Regions from separate parts of the Mus musculus genome. Here region 1 is linked to region 2. The links are chromatin contacts, found by Hi-C in ENCODE. All regions are on one chromosome and are shown on one strand. Each heading gives the region's core, a stretch centred on a gene start or an enhancer-like site at or near the end of the contact. The rest is flanking DNA. Distances are from core to core; before and after follow the strand shown. Region 1 holds the start of 2810048H02Rik (a long non-coding RNA gene). Region 2 has its middle 170 kb from the start of 2810048H02Rik.

Evidence for each region. A loop is a pair of places that touch in the nucleus more often than their neighbours do.
Region 1: a loop to region 2 is called in a map of mouse trophoblast stem cell, with 2.7 times the contacts of the local background. The contact joins the promoter of 2810048H02Rik here to the enhancer-like site in region 2. A Hi-C loop is called at or near these places in 12 of 37 maps with a recorded cell type or tissue (Patski, gastrocnemius, heart and 2 more).

Annotation. Positions count from the first base shown.
Region 1 is chr6:117,149,099-117,155,797 of GRCm38, reverse strand. 2810048H02Rik (a long non-coding RNA gene) reads left to right here and starts at 3,256. Exons shown (of 4, transcript XR_377983.3): 1 at 3,256-3,867; 2 at 4,176-4,304.
Region 2 is chr6:116,977,241-116,984,176 of GRCm38, reverse strand. No RefSeq gene overlaps it. Among named protein-coding and RNA genes, the nearest start is that of 2810048H02Rik, 170 kb to the left of the region's middle. Within about 2 kb of position 3,761, at least 1 of the 3 ENCODE cell types and tissues checked has a DNase peak (open chromatin) inside an H3K27ac peak, as active enhancers do; it is heart, where a contact is called at or near this core.

The DNA.
Region 1 (6,699 bases), core at 2,007-4,506, 170 kb before region 2:
CCCTTTGACAAGGAAAGCAGTCATGTCAGGGACTTTGTTATTAGGAAGCAGAAATGGAAATTTTGGCTTTATTAACAACTACCACTCCTGACTTCCCCATTTCTTCCAGCTCCCTGAAAATCTTCAGGCAGGAAAGAAGAGACCTTTTGGCGTGACTGACTGCCTCTCAGGCAAAGACCCAGGATCTTGAGCTATACCAACCCATGCACACTCCCCAGAATAGAGACCAAGCTGTAGGGGCAGCATCACGAACCTGCTGTCTCAGCTCGGAAGAATTGATGAAGGTTTATTTCAGTTCATTGTCAGAGGCAAAGGATTTTAAAAGTAGACTTGAAATGGGTTAAGGGGGATTTTGGGGAGCAGAGAAATGAAGATAGAATCTGGGGTCATGTTGGACACAATAGAGAACATATTTGGGGGGTGGGGGACATGAGAAGTAACCATAAGGCCAAATGGGGAGTAGGGGGTCACAGAACTGTCAGACTAGAGAACAAGTAGGCACTTTTTAGGCCTGGCCTCACTGTTTCCCTGGTCTGGATGGTGCCTTAGGAGGACGTAGGTGTCCAGTCTTTTCTTTCATATTTGGTCCAGACATTCACCAGCTTTACTGATGAGGGACAATCGCTCAAAGCACTGTCAGCCTCACTGTGCTCAAGCTGCACAGTAGGAGCTGCGATTCTCTTTGTGGTGGGCATGGCCGCTTTCTTATCCAAGGTGTTCTCGGAGATAGCACAGGTGTCCTGTAACTCTTGCTAATGGTAGCTGGACCCGAATGCTACCCTGTTCTCTCCAGATACCCTTTCTATCTCATTCCATCAGCTGAACCTGGGGAAGATGTCCAGGATGGCCAAAGAGTGGCCTGGTAGACTTCATCTGGGAAGGTAGGTGGCTTAATTCTAGAGAGACTTGGCAGTCTATCAGTTTTAACATGTAGCACGTGTATTTGTGATTCTTTTCTGGATCACTCAAGAGGAAGGAAGAGAGGAAACAGGATCAGGCAGAAGGGACCTTGGTATGTGACAGAGTCTTAAGAATTGCTCTAGCTGACCCTGAGAGAGCTCTAGCTCCTAGGAATCTGTCTATGATTATATATACTCTAGCAGCCAGAAAAGGAAAGAGGAGCAACAACCTCGCTCCCATTGAGACCAAGGCAGGGTCATACCATTCAGGTTTGCTGTGCCCCAGAAGGATGCTGGTGGGTAGTCCCTTGGGATGTCTTCTGCACCCACTCTGATGGGTCGGTTGATGGATGCTGCTGTCCAGTGATGATCAGTGATCATAGGCAAGGTTGCTTTCAGATTGAGGGCCATCTGATAGAGCAGCAAACACTGGCTTCAAGGTGATTGTCAGCCAGAGGCATGCCCAGCATTTTGGAGAAACAGCTCTTTCAGGTCAGTAGAAACCTTGATGAGCATCCATCCCTTTTCTCTTATCTCTACTTTGCCTAACTAGATCATGCCTCAACAGGGATCTGTGGTAGCAGAGATGTCCGGCTAGGGAAAACACCAGAGGATTCGGGAAAATTCTTGCATATAATAAATAGGTCCACATATGGAGCTGGCCAGCTTGGTTAACCTGTGTGGACAGGTCTTTGGTGACATCTCAGGACGTTCAGTGGAATTTCATGGGACATTGCGGATTGGCCAGGCTTAAGTGACTTTTGAGAAACTTTTATCATGGAAACAGCAATAAAAATTCCACCAGCTTGCTGGAGCAGAGTGTGTACAAACCTTTTGCAAGGCGTTTTGTATTCGCCAAACCTTTTTAACAGTCAGAAGTGACTAAAACTCAACCAAATTAACTCAGGCCGTGGTTGAGGAGGAATTTATGAGTTCTCATAAATAGACCAAAGAAAGAAAGGCAGGGGAGGGTGGGCTGGCCTCGGGGGAGTCCAGATCGCCCACTCCTCCATCTTCCAAGGGGAGAAGAAAGGCCATTGCTGTCTGTATCCTGAGGGAGGGACTGCCCACTAACATCTTTCTGGTCTCAATGGGAGGGAGGTCCTCACTCCTCTCTCCTACTGTAGCTGCTGGATTGTGTATAATCACAGTCAGAAATAAGACTTGACTGCTCATTAAGGCGTGCTAGACAGCTTGACAGAAGCATTGACAGTGCATAGATAACAGTCGATAGGTAACTCCGTGTTACGGTATGGTTCTGCTGTATCCCTAACCATCAGGTAAGCTGGTCTCTCTGAGGAAGATTCTTAGAGAAAGAAACGAGTAAGTGACATTTCTCTAGGCCCTGCCATTTGCGCTCCTTCTCAAGTTTAACCCATTTCTCTTCAGAACGGATTTTAAAGTAAAATGCTGGAGTGTTACCATTTATTTTTCTTTGGAAAGACCAGGTTTCTTGAAAATTCCTGAGTTGATACTCAAAAATTCCACAAAATTAAAAACATACACTCATCAGTATGAAATGTGCAAAACCCTTCAAAACCTCCCCACTGCACTTAGCAGAGAACCCGGGGGAATTGGCAAGTGTAGGGGCTGGCACCTGGCCAGCTCCAGAATCCCACCCAAGCACTCACAGCTGGCCATCGGCAGCTTCAGGACAGCACTGTCCCTTGTCCCTTACTGTGCTCTCCCCACACCTTAGCAAGATGGGCAGAGGCAGCGTTGCCTTTCCACTGATTCCAGACCCTGGCAAGGCCCAGTGTGAGTCAGGTAGCATTGGGTGGCACACAAAGGTGCTTTGTGGGTTCAGGAATTCCAGCCCCTTCTCCCAGATCTCATAGTAAACAACGGTGGCGCCAACCATACAGTATGTGGCCCTACGATCAGACCTAGAGTCACTGGCATTCATAGCCATCCTCCCAAGTCCACAATGGACCATCATCTTCTAAACCCATGTAGTATCTTCAGTGTATGAAATGCTGAACTACAGAAGGGGTTGAAGTTAGGAAACCTGAACGTTTACTGTTATTTACTGTAGTAAATAGTTCTTATTTACTACCATAGACACAGAACATAGTCTGTAGGCAGGCAACTGCATCCTCATCTGTTAATCTAAGAAGGAAGCAGGCTCAGGAGACATCTGAGATATGCCTAACCCTGGCAAGGATGAGGCCTGTAAGGCCTGCTGCCTGTCTGTCAGGTAGCTCTTCCTGCTGATCCATTTCACACCTTGAGCCAGCATCCTCATTTACCAACATGATTGAGCAAAGCCTTTGGCTGCAAAGGTATTATGCCAGTGCGAAACTTTTGGAAGCGTCCTGATTCTTACTGTTGAAGCTGGTCACTCTCCAGGGACCTCAGGTGACAAGGACATGCATTTGAAGGGTAGCTCTCCAGCATAGAGAAGTATAGGAATTCCTGGCTTTTTATCCCATGCTCCTAAAGTAGTTGTTATTTTTTTGTCTGCAGGCAAGTGTGGCTTTTCCAAACAAGACTCTGGCCCTGAAGCTCAAGAGCATCAAAGAGACCTCATCCTACCCCCCACCCGCTCCAGACTCACAATCCAAATGCAAAGCACAGAGGACATTCTTAGGTCTCAATCCCCAGAGGCAACACCAGGACCGGGTGCGCTAAATTAACCTGGAAGGACCACAGGAAAGAGATTAGACAAATCAGAGATGAGACATGACCTGACATATTCATTATTTTCAGTCTTGACCCAGAGGGCTGTAAACATAGGAGAAGCTGGTCCCCAAGCCTTGGACTTGGTTGCAATGGACAGTGAGAGTCCCAGGTGTTAAAAAACAAAAACAAAAACAAAACGGACTCTTTTGCTACAAAGATCTCAAAAGCCCCGCCCCCTCGTGGACCTGTAAACAGACTGCCGCAAGACAATGCAGGTGCCAGACTAGTCTCCATCCCTAGTGACAGATGCTCTTTCAAGGAAGGCCTGGCTCACTTGCACTTCAAGGTAGATGTTTCTGTTTGTTTCCTCCCCAAAGACAAAGCACTGAAAGTCCCGCCCCCTTTTGTGTTCCACGCTTTTCAAGGCCTGTTTAGTAAGGAGCCTGGGGCCGGGCCTGAAAACATAGCCCATCTCACTGCGCACTCGGGCCAGAGAGCTGTGTTAGGGGGAGTTTCAGCCGTTCGTTTCCTAAATTCATACCAGATGCGTTCCAGAAGATTAAAGTTATTGCAATAAGCCCCAGGGAGCCAATCATGCTCTGCCTTATAACCTTCTTGGTTTACGGTGCCATTCACACAAATCGCTTTCTACAGGGTCTTGAGGAGACACGGAGCCTGTGGAGTTAACAAGTGGTTCAGACGATTCCTGAGTGAAGCCTTTCGATGCACGGGGATTTAGCTCAACCAGGTCCCAAGAAAACAGTTTAGAGAGCTGACAGCAAGGTAGGCTTGGTTGGAGTGCTGGGTCTGGCCTGTATCTCCTCGTATGTCTGTCACTGCTAGGACAAACATCCAGGAACAAAGTTGTAGCTCCCTGGAGCCCTCAATTTGCCCAAGGTATGATGCTCTTGGGGTGGTCATTGTCTAAAGCTTCATTTTTTTTTTTTTTTAGAAAAAAAAAAAAAAGACTAAATGTTAGCATTTTCTCTAAGCTCCGCCCAATAGTTACCTAGCAACAGCCAGGTACAGCCTGGCTCACCTATAAAAGGATTAAGTCTCTCTCTCTCTCTCTCTCTCTCTCTCTCTCTCTCTCTCTCTCTCTCTCTCTCTCTCTCTCTCTCTCTCTCTCCCCTCTCGCCCTCTCTCTCTCTCTCCCTCTCTCTCCCCTTCTGTTACATGGCTTGATTGTTGGGGGGCGGGGGGAAGGGGCGGAAGGCCAGGGCCAGGATGCCCCATCCCGTTGTGTTTTATAAAACGCAACACTAAATGCCAGAAAACACACAAACCTGGGAGCTCTGGTAAAGGGTTTTTGTTTTTGTTTTGCCCTTTGATGCTGCTCTCCTGTTTTTGAACTTTACACTGCCCCCCCACCCCCTTTTTTTCTCAAAGTGCCCCTGGGAATCAGAGGGTAAATCTTCCCAGTTCTCACTTCCTGCATTCAGTGTCCTCAGGACAGCCTCCAGTGACCCTGCCTGACTCAAGTTCTCTCCCTGACACACTGGAGGACACCCTCACCCTCCAGACCCCCAGCATTCCTGTTCCTTAGCACTCCAGACTAGGCAGCCCTTACCCCCATTTCTAGAAAATTCTCCAGCAAGGAAGGTTGGGAACACACCAAAGAGCCTGCACAGAGTCTCTCATCCTTACCCTGGCTTCTCTGTTTGACCATCCAGATTCTAAGTTCCGAGACTCTGAAACTCAGGGTACTGCACTCTGGTGTTCACTCTATGCTTGGAGACACATCGGGGTGCCCCACACTGGTGTCCACACCCCTCCTGAAGACTCCATTGTGCTTGTGAGTCAGAGAGGAACTATCATTTTCCCTCTGAGACGATCTCAGCCTCATTTGGGTCAATGACAGAACAGGGTGCTGAAGGCATCCTACAACAGCAGAACAGCTCTTCTAAGAGTCTGAGGATCACTGAAAGAAGACCCCAGACTGGAACAGTATGCAAAGACAAAGCATTTATTCTGTAGAAACAGCTGGCAGGCGGGGTCAACCATCCAAACAAAATGTAGGCAACTGTGAGGGAAGCTCGCAGGCCCCCTTTAAAGCCAGTGAGGGCTTTCCCAGTTGTGGTTAGGTCACCTTCATCAGGATTAGTTGAGCTTATGATATGGAATATTTGTGCACTTATTTGTTCGTACCTTGAGGGAGAGAGGGTTACTTTATAGGGGCGTTTTCGTATCTGCAAGCCCCTGGCCTGATGTCAGGGCAGTTGCTGATTGACTGTTCTTTTTCTGGGCTTTGTCTGAGAAGCCTGGGCTGTCCTGGGAAGTTGAAGCTTAAGGCCGAACATGGCTGCGTGTTCTAAAATGGAGTAAGTCATGTTCTCTGACCCTCAACTCTCAGTTCTCACTTTGGCCTTCTTTTCAATGCGAATATTTAGGCAGATGCACTGGAAAGGTGTCTGCTGCATTCCTGATTTTGATTCTGTGTCAGACCTGCAGAAGCAATTGCAGGGCCCTCGTCCCTCACCACCCCAACACACCATGCTGCGGGGCAGCTTTTGAATGCTCAGGAAGGCTGAGCAGGTCGTGTCTTCTGTGGCTCTCGCCTTTGGTTCTCACTTCGGGCACTCCTGCCCCCTGGGCTTCCCGGGGCCTTTTACTTGTTCTTAAAAAGTGGCCACTTCAAGTTTGTGCTCATGAGTACATTTCGATGATTATATTTCTCTCTTGTTATGCCTGTTTGGACATGGATATCTGTGCTTTCTCTCTGCCTCTCTCTGTCTCCCTCTTTGTCTGTCTCTCTGTCTTTCCTTTCCTTTTCTTGCTCTTATGGTTTTTCTACCTAATGGTTCTTATCTATCTATCTATCTATCTATCTATCTATCTATCTATCTATCTATCTATCTATCATCTTTCTATCAATATCTATCACTTATCTATTATCTATCATTATCTATCATTATTCTTCTATCATATCTATCATCTATAATTATCTATCACTACCTATCTATTATTTATCAATGATCTCTCATTATCTACCATCTGTCATTTATCATATCTATCTATCTATCTATCTATCTATCTATCTATCTATCATCTATCCTATCTATCAATCATCTACCTGTCTGTCATCTATCTATCTATCCATCCATCTATTTATCTCCTTCTCTCCCACTGTCTTCCATATCTTGTCGATACTCTCATGCTCCTGGCTCAGCTTGCTATT
Region 2 (6,936 bases), core at 2,512-5,011:
AAAAGAAGACACTCTGAAACAACTTTCAATAGCCCTCAGGTCAGAGGGGAAAGGGCTAGACAGAAAGAAAAGGAGGGGGAAAATCTGTGAAAATTCCTTCAAAATAAGTGGGTAACTTACATGGAAATCCAGAAAGCACTACTTACTTTTTAGTGTGTGCCTGTGTGTGTGAGTGTGTGTGTGTGCCTGTGTGTGTGAGTGTGTGTGTGTGCCTGTGTGTTTGAGTGTGTATGTATATTCCTCTGTGTGTATGCCTCTATGTGTGTGTATGCCTGTGTATGTTTGACTGTTTGTGTGAGTATGTGGGTATGGGTGTGCCTGTGTATATGTGTGTATATGCCTGTGTATGTGTCTGTGTGTGTGTGTGTGTGTGTCTGTGTGTCTGTGTGTGTATATATATATATATATATATATATATATATATATATATATATGCCTGTGTGTGAGTATGTGTGCCTGTGTGAGTGTGTGTGTTTGCATGTTGGAGTGTATGTGCCTGTGTATATGAGTGTGGATGTATGCATGTGTGTGTGCCCATGCATGCTTTTATGTGTGTGTGTGTAGGAGGATTGTGCAGGAAGAGGAACCGCCTTCAAACGGTAAGCCAGGTGTCCCTGATGAAAACATTGGCAGTGTCACCTTGGCCACCTCAAGTCAGAGAGCTTGGGTTTAACCTGTTATTGCTCAGTGGCAGAAGAAAGCCCTTGGAGCAGCTGTGAAGAACAAGAGAGTCAGAGCTAGGAAATGGAAAGTCACAGTCTGCAGGAAACCCATGAAGTACATCCCTATCTCAGCAGCCAGGAGCAGCCCTAGCATCTCAGAGCCCTGCATCCCTACCTCAGCAGCCAGGAGCAGCCCTAGCATCTCAGAACCCTGCAGTTTGACAGCCTGAGCCCAAGGTAAGCAAGGAATAGACATCTACAGCTTGCCCATTCCCTTCCCTCCCCTCCCCTCCCCTCCCCTCCTCTCCCCTCCCCTCCCCTCCCCTCCCCTCCCCTCCCCTCCTCTCCCCTCCACTCCCCTTCTGTCCCCTCTGTTCCCCTGCCTTCCCTTCTGTAAAACTTATAAGTACAAACCAGTGCCTCAAATTTATTTTAAATGGATCAGACACACACACACACACACACACACACACACACACACACACACACACACAATGAAAACATAGCAGAACACTAAAATTAGTAATGTCCGTAGAGCATGTAGAAAAGTTCAGTGCTCTTCCAGGCTGCCTTTCTGAAGCTTTGGGGTTTTAAACCAAGGACAGAAACTTCAGTAATCACATGAAGCTAAGTTGCGCTATCTGGTAGAGGAAACACAGGCAGTAGAGTGATAGTTCAGGACGGTGGAACTCTGGGAAAGATAAGCTTATGGCGAAGAACCTCAGGAGCATTTGGTATTGACGATATCTCCACTCGAATATGAAGGTTAGATTTTTCTTTCTAGTATTTTCAAAAGGCATAAACATTGAGATGGAGTATGGAAAAATATTTTTGAAGGAAAATCACCACATGTGATTTTATGTGTGTATGTGTGTAACTGTGTTTTGCTTGTAAGGTGTGCAGAGGCCTTTGCTGAGGGGGGGTCACAGTCTATTAAAATGGACCGACGGAGCTAAATCATCTTAGTTTTCCATGAGGTAGTTCTGATACGATCACCAGGTCTCACCACTGTTTAGCTTGACATTATGTAAAATGTTCCTCTGAACAATTTCCATGGGTTTTACAACATGGAACTGTGTGTGCAGCATGTCTCAGCAGCTGATCCTCACACCGGCTTCCCTTCCTCTGTAGCTTTTTCTATGGTTAGAACCTTGGTGGATTTCAGTATTTCCTATTTCTCTGTTAAACAGAATAACGATATCTTCCTTCTTTCCACATTTCGCACACACTTCAGGTTCACAGGCACATGTTGTGCTGTAAGAATCCATCACTGTCTTTTGTGAACACTTAGCATACTTCTTAGACTTGACAGTGGCTTGTATCTGCTGTATTTTACACACCATTCAAGAACTTCTTTGCAGCGCTGACGTGCTCTATCATGGAATCTTGATTAATTTTCTTGCTCTGAACACTCTAATCAAACTTGTGAGATTTGAAGGTGACCGTGATGTGGTCCCTGAGGCATAGAGTGAGCCATACTGCCCTTCTGGGAATTCACCACCAAATTACAAGCACCTTAAGCTGGTGTGGCCTAAGTTGTAGGGGAAGAGCGGCGAACTTCCTGCCCCGGGTTGAGAGACCACTGACAGTCCATAATGATGCATTATGAGTCTTGAAAGTAAGTAGTTGCCAGCCTGGGTTGCTCTATCCATCAATGTCATCTGTTAAGATTGACAAAGAAACAAACGCAGTTCCAGACAAGGAAAAACTGCAGAAGATGCTTAAAGGAACATTATACACAGAGGAAGGAGAAAGGCAAACCTCAATTGTGAGGATCCAAGGAAGAATCCATCTCATGAGAGGAGAAAACTAAGGAAGGGCAGCTAGGAAGGACGCCAACAGATCTAACAGTGGTAAACAAGAAAGACCCCCATACTGTCAATAAAACAAGCAAACAAAAAACAACAAAGCAAAATAAAACAGAACAACAACAACAACAAAAAATAACCCAAACAAGCAAACAGCATCCTAGCCAAGCAGTAAAGCAATCAACAAAATTGCAAGCACTAAAGAACTTTTAAAATAACAACACAAAATGTAAATGGTCTTGTTTACCAAGAAAGAGACACACACTAGTTAATTGGATTAAAATTCAAGGTGTGTGTGTGTGTGTGTGTGTGTGTGTGTGTGTGTGTGTGTGTGTTCACAACCATCTGTGACTTCAGTTCCAGGGGATCCTGATACCTTCTGGCCTCTGTGGTTAGGCACCAGGCATGCATATGCAGGGGTATTCATATGGTGCACAGACAGACATGCAGAAAGAAATTCGTACACATTAAAAATGAAATATTTTTAAAGAATTGAGGTGGATGAGAGAATGAATGACTCAGGTATGCTAAAATTTCCAGGAAATAAACCGGGCCAAAAAAAAAAAAAGCTATCAGACTAGGTCAGCAACAGACAAAGATCTGTATTTTCAGCAGCAAAATAAAATAGGAAACTTTGCAAAATCGAATAGAAGAGAAAGCCCAGAGGCCACCTTCAGGAATTCATGCAGTTTGTAGCACTCTCCCTCTCATCAAAAGGAGTACATAGCCAGCATGTAGCCTGGCTTGAGAAGTGGCTTCAGAAAACCAGCGCTGGCTGTACTTCCGGTAGCTGCTTTAAAGAGGAGAAAGGGAGGGAAGAGGGGACAGAAGTTGCAGCAGCACAGGGTGGCAGACACTCGAAATAACCTTCTCTTTGGCACTCAACTGGATCTGTGTCAAGAAGCCATTAAAACAAACAAACCAAAAAAGGACAAGCTGAGTCAGCTGCTTTGCCACCCCAAACACACCCTGAACGACACACCAGGGAAACCCAGAGGAAATGTCAGGCTGTAAGCTGAAACCTGGCCAGAAGGATACTTCTAGACTGTGGGGGAAGACATTTGAATCAGCGCCAGAGGCTTCAGGGGACACAGGCTGTCCTTTTCAAGAAGGGGGTGGGGTGGGGTGGTGGTGTCCCTAGAACCGCATCCTCGGGGGTTTGAGCGGCTTTTGCAACCTGACTCCTGCAGGAACTTCAGTGGGTCTGGCCAGCGTTTGGAACCAGGCCCTTCAATGGGACCTGCATCTGCCACTCAAACGTGCAGGACTGTCTGGGGTGTGACTGGCAGCTGGGAGCCCAGGAAGGAAAACTGGGGAGGCAAGCCTGGAGCAAGAGAGCAGGCAAGAGACAGGGCAGGCTCTGCGTCTTCATCAACCGCAGACCCTTGCTCTGTTCTCATTCTGCCTTATTTTTTCTTTTTCTCTTCCAACCGTAAATTAAAGCAATCTTTTTATTTTTTCTTTGTGGTAGACTTTCCAGAGAACACAAGCTGGCCTGGTTGGCGATCTCCTTGCCTGAGCCTTCCGGGCTGGGGTTATTTTGGATTACCTAATTGATTTCTTCGCTTCTCTTCATTCTACCTTTAGGCAGACTGCCTTTCTCCTTCCTTTATCCCTATTGGTCTCCTTCCATTGGTTTTCATTCCTCTCCTTTTTCTTTATCATCCCACTAACCGCTGGTTTTCCCATTTCCACTCAGATCAGCATCTTAGCGTGATACTGTTGGGACTCCTGTGTTTCATACAGTGACTGAGTCCAAGAGAATTGTTGGGGGTGGTTCTTACTGTTATTGCTATTGTTATTGTTGTTCCTATTGCTGTTATTGTTATTGCTACTGTTACTGCTATACTATTATTATTGTCATTGTTATTATTGTTATTGGTGGTGGTGGTAGTAAGAAAAGGGATACCTCAATTCTACTAATTCTAGTCCAATTAGGGCATTGCAAATACTTCCATTGAAAAAAATGAAGATAAAAGAAAAATATAATTAATGATCTAGTTCCCACATCTGCAGGACCCAAAGCAAAAATAAATAAATAGATTTATAACCAAGACAACCAGACTCCCCAAACTTACAAATCCCAAAGTAATAGATGCCAAGGATTGGATTAAATGAATTCCAAGTGAAAGAATTAAAAACTATCAAAAGCTTCATTCTTCTTTATGTATGAGATAGATAAACAACACTTCAAAAGACAGACTTAAGCAACTGGTGCTAAGAAAACTAGAATCCACATGGAAGAATTGGGGAATGAGTGGGATTGGAGTGCACGGTGCAAAAAAATCACAAAGACTCGATTAAAAAAATTATATTAAAAAGAAAGAAAACTAGAATCCATATGTAGAGGAATGAAAGAAATTCATATCTCTTACCCCACATGAAAAAAAATCACTCCACAAGGGACCAAAGACCTTAACTGTAAGGCCGGAAGCTTTTGAAGTTGCAGAGGGGAAAACACTGCCAGATACAGCATATGTGAAAGTGTTCTGAAAATGACCCAAAATAGGACAATGTCCCTAAAATTTAAGAAGTTATTACACAAAATTCAAAATGTTCTGCAGAGTTATGGAAACAATCGGTACTCAAAAAGGACACACACACACAATCAGAAAGCTAATTTATACAGTTCTCAAAAGAAAAGAAAAAAAAATTACAAATGGCCAACAAGTACTTGGAAAATTGTTTGGTATCTTTAGCCGTGGGGAAAACGTGAATGCTTTGGGTCATCTCATCCCACCAAAGCAGCTGTCAGCAAGACAACCAAGGCAGCATTGCCGCTGTGGATGTGTGGAAGAGGAATCCTATTCACTGCTGTGGGAGTGCAAGCCAGGGTAGCCATTAAAGAACTGGGTGTAGAGATCCCCAAATAATAACATAGGGCTGCTGAGTTGCCTGAATGTTTTGTGAAAGCATGAGTGGCCAAGCCCGATGACATGAGTTTGAGCCCCAGACCCCACGTGGTAGAAGGAGAAAACAAAGTCCTTCAAGTTGTCTTCTGACTCTCTCTCTCTCTCTCTCTCTCTCTCTCTCTCTCTCTCTCTCTCTCTCTCTCCCTCCTTCCCTCCCTCCCTCCCTCCCAATAAAAATAATAAAAAGGAAAATATGGAGTATGCATGGACAATGGAGTTTTATTTAATCCTAAAGAAGAATGTAGAAAAATAGACATTTGTAGAAAAATAGACAGAACTGGAAGTAATTATGTGAAGTTAAATAAGGCAGACTCAAAATGGGCAAATAGATGTTGTCTTTCATATACACAAATGGATTTAATATGTTAATGTGTATTAATGTAATAAAATTCATGTATTATGTATGTGCACATGCATGTATGTATGCATATATGTATGCATGTATGTATGCTATGGCGTTGTGAAAGTGGAAAGGAACCACGAGGAGAGAAGAGTATATATTCCAGGCAGGGGAGAGTAACAGAGGGCACAGAACGAGCAGAGAGGATTAGGGGGTTATGGGGAGACCAAGAAACAAGAGGGTGGATGAGAGAGGGTAGTGGGGCAGATGATGAATAATAAAGAATATTACCATTATAAGAGCCATTATAGAAGGATTAGAAGAATCTATGCCTATATAGTTCTTCAGAGCTGTGCCACAAAATTAGATTTTCACTTATGAAAAACCCTGTGGATCATCCCTACCCCAAACCCCAGGCTCATCATCAAACAGCACCAGGCCAGATGACCTTATTCCCTGAAATGTGTGTAGTAACTTGACAAAAAGCCTTGATATTAAGGAACAAAATTCAATTTACTATCTAGAGTCCAGTGTAAAGCATTCTTATTGAAAGGATTGCTAAATAATTAGCAGTTATAAAACATTATAACTTTAATGATAGTTGCAACCTAGATATAAAGTTTCAATGCACAGACAAATTAAAGACCAATGATGCCAAGACAGTCTTTTGCAGGGTTTCAGAGCATAGAAGTCAAGTGAGGAGGAAGGCAGAAATCCCTGTGAATCACAGATAACAATTTTTAAGAGGGACATAGAAAAGACAAGCCGATCTTGCTTGAATCACTTGTGGTACTCTGACAGAAATGCCAGAGCCAAGCACATTTTGTCTCTAGCAGTTCCACAGAGGTGAAAGATGTGCAAAAGCCCAGGGCATGTGTTATACAGACCTCATTTTCCTTTCCCCCTGGGAACACAGGAAGAATCCATTTTTCATCCTCCTTTGCAGTGTGGCTGCCTCTCCTCAGTGGGATCTAAACATAGCAAGAAGAGTCACTACCATCCAGGAGCCCTATTCTTCATCTTCTCTTCATATCTACTCTAATCCTGTCACATGGAGAAAAACTTCAAATGACAGAATTAGAGTTGATCATATATTCTTATAATAATTCTTAAAGATTTTTTTATAACTAGAGATGTAGTTTTTGAACCAAAAAGTCCAGACTTAATCCTAAAGAAGAGTTTCTAAGGGAAACTCCTGTCAACTAGATACAGAA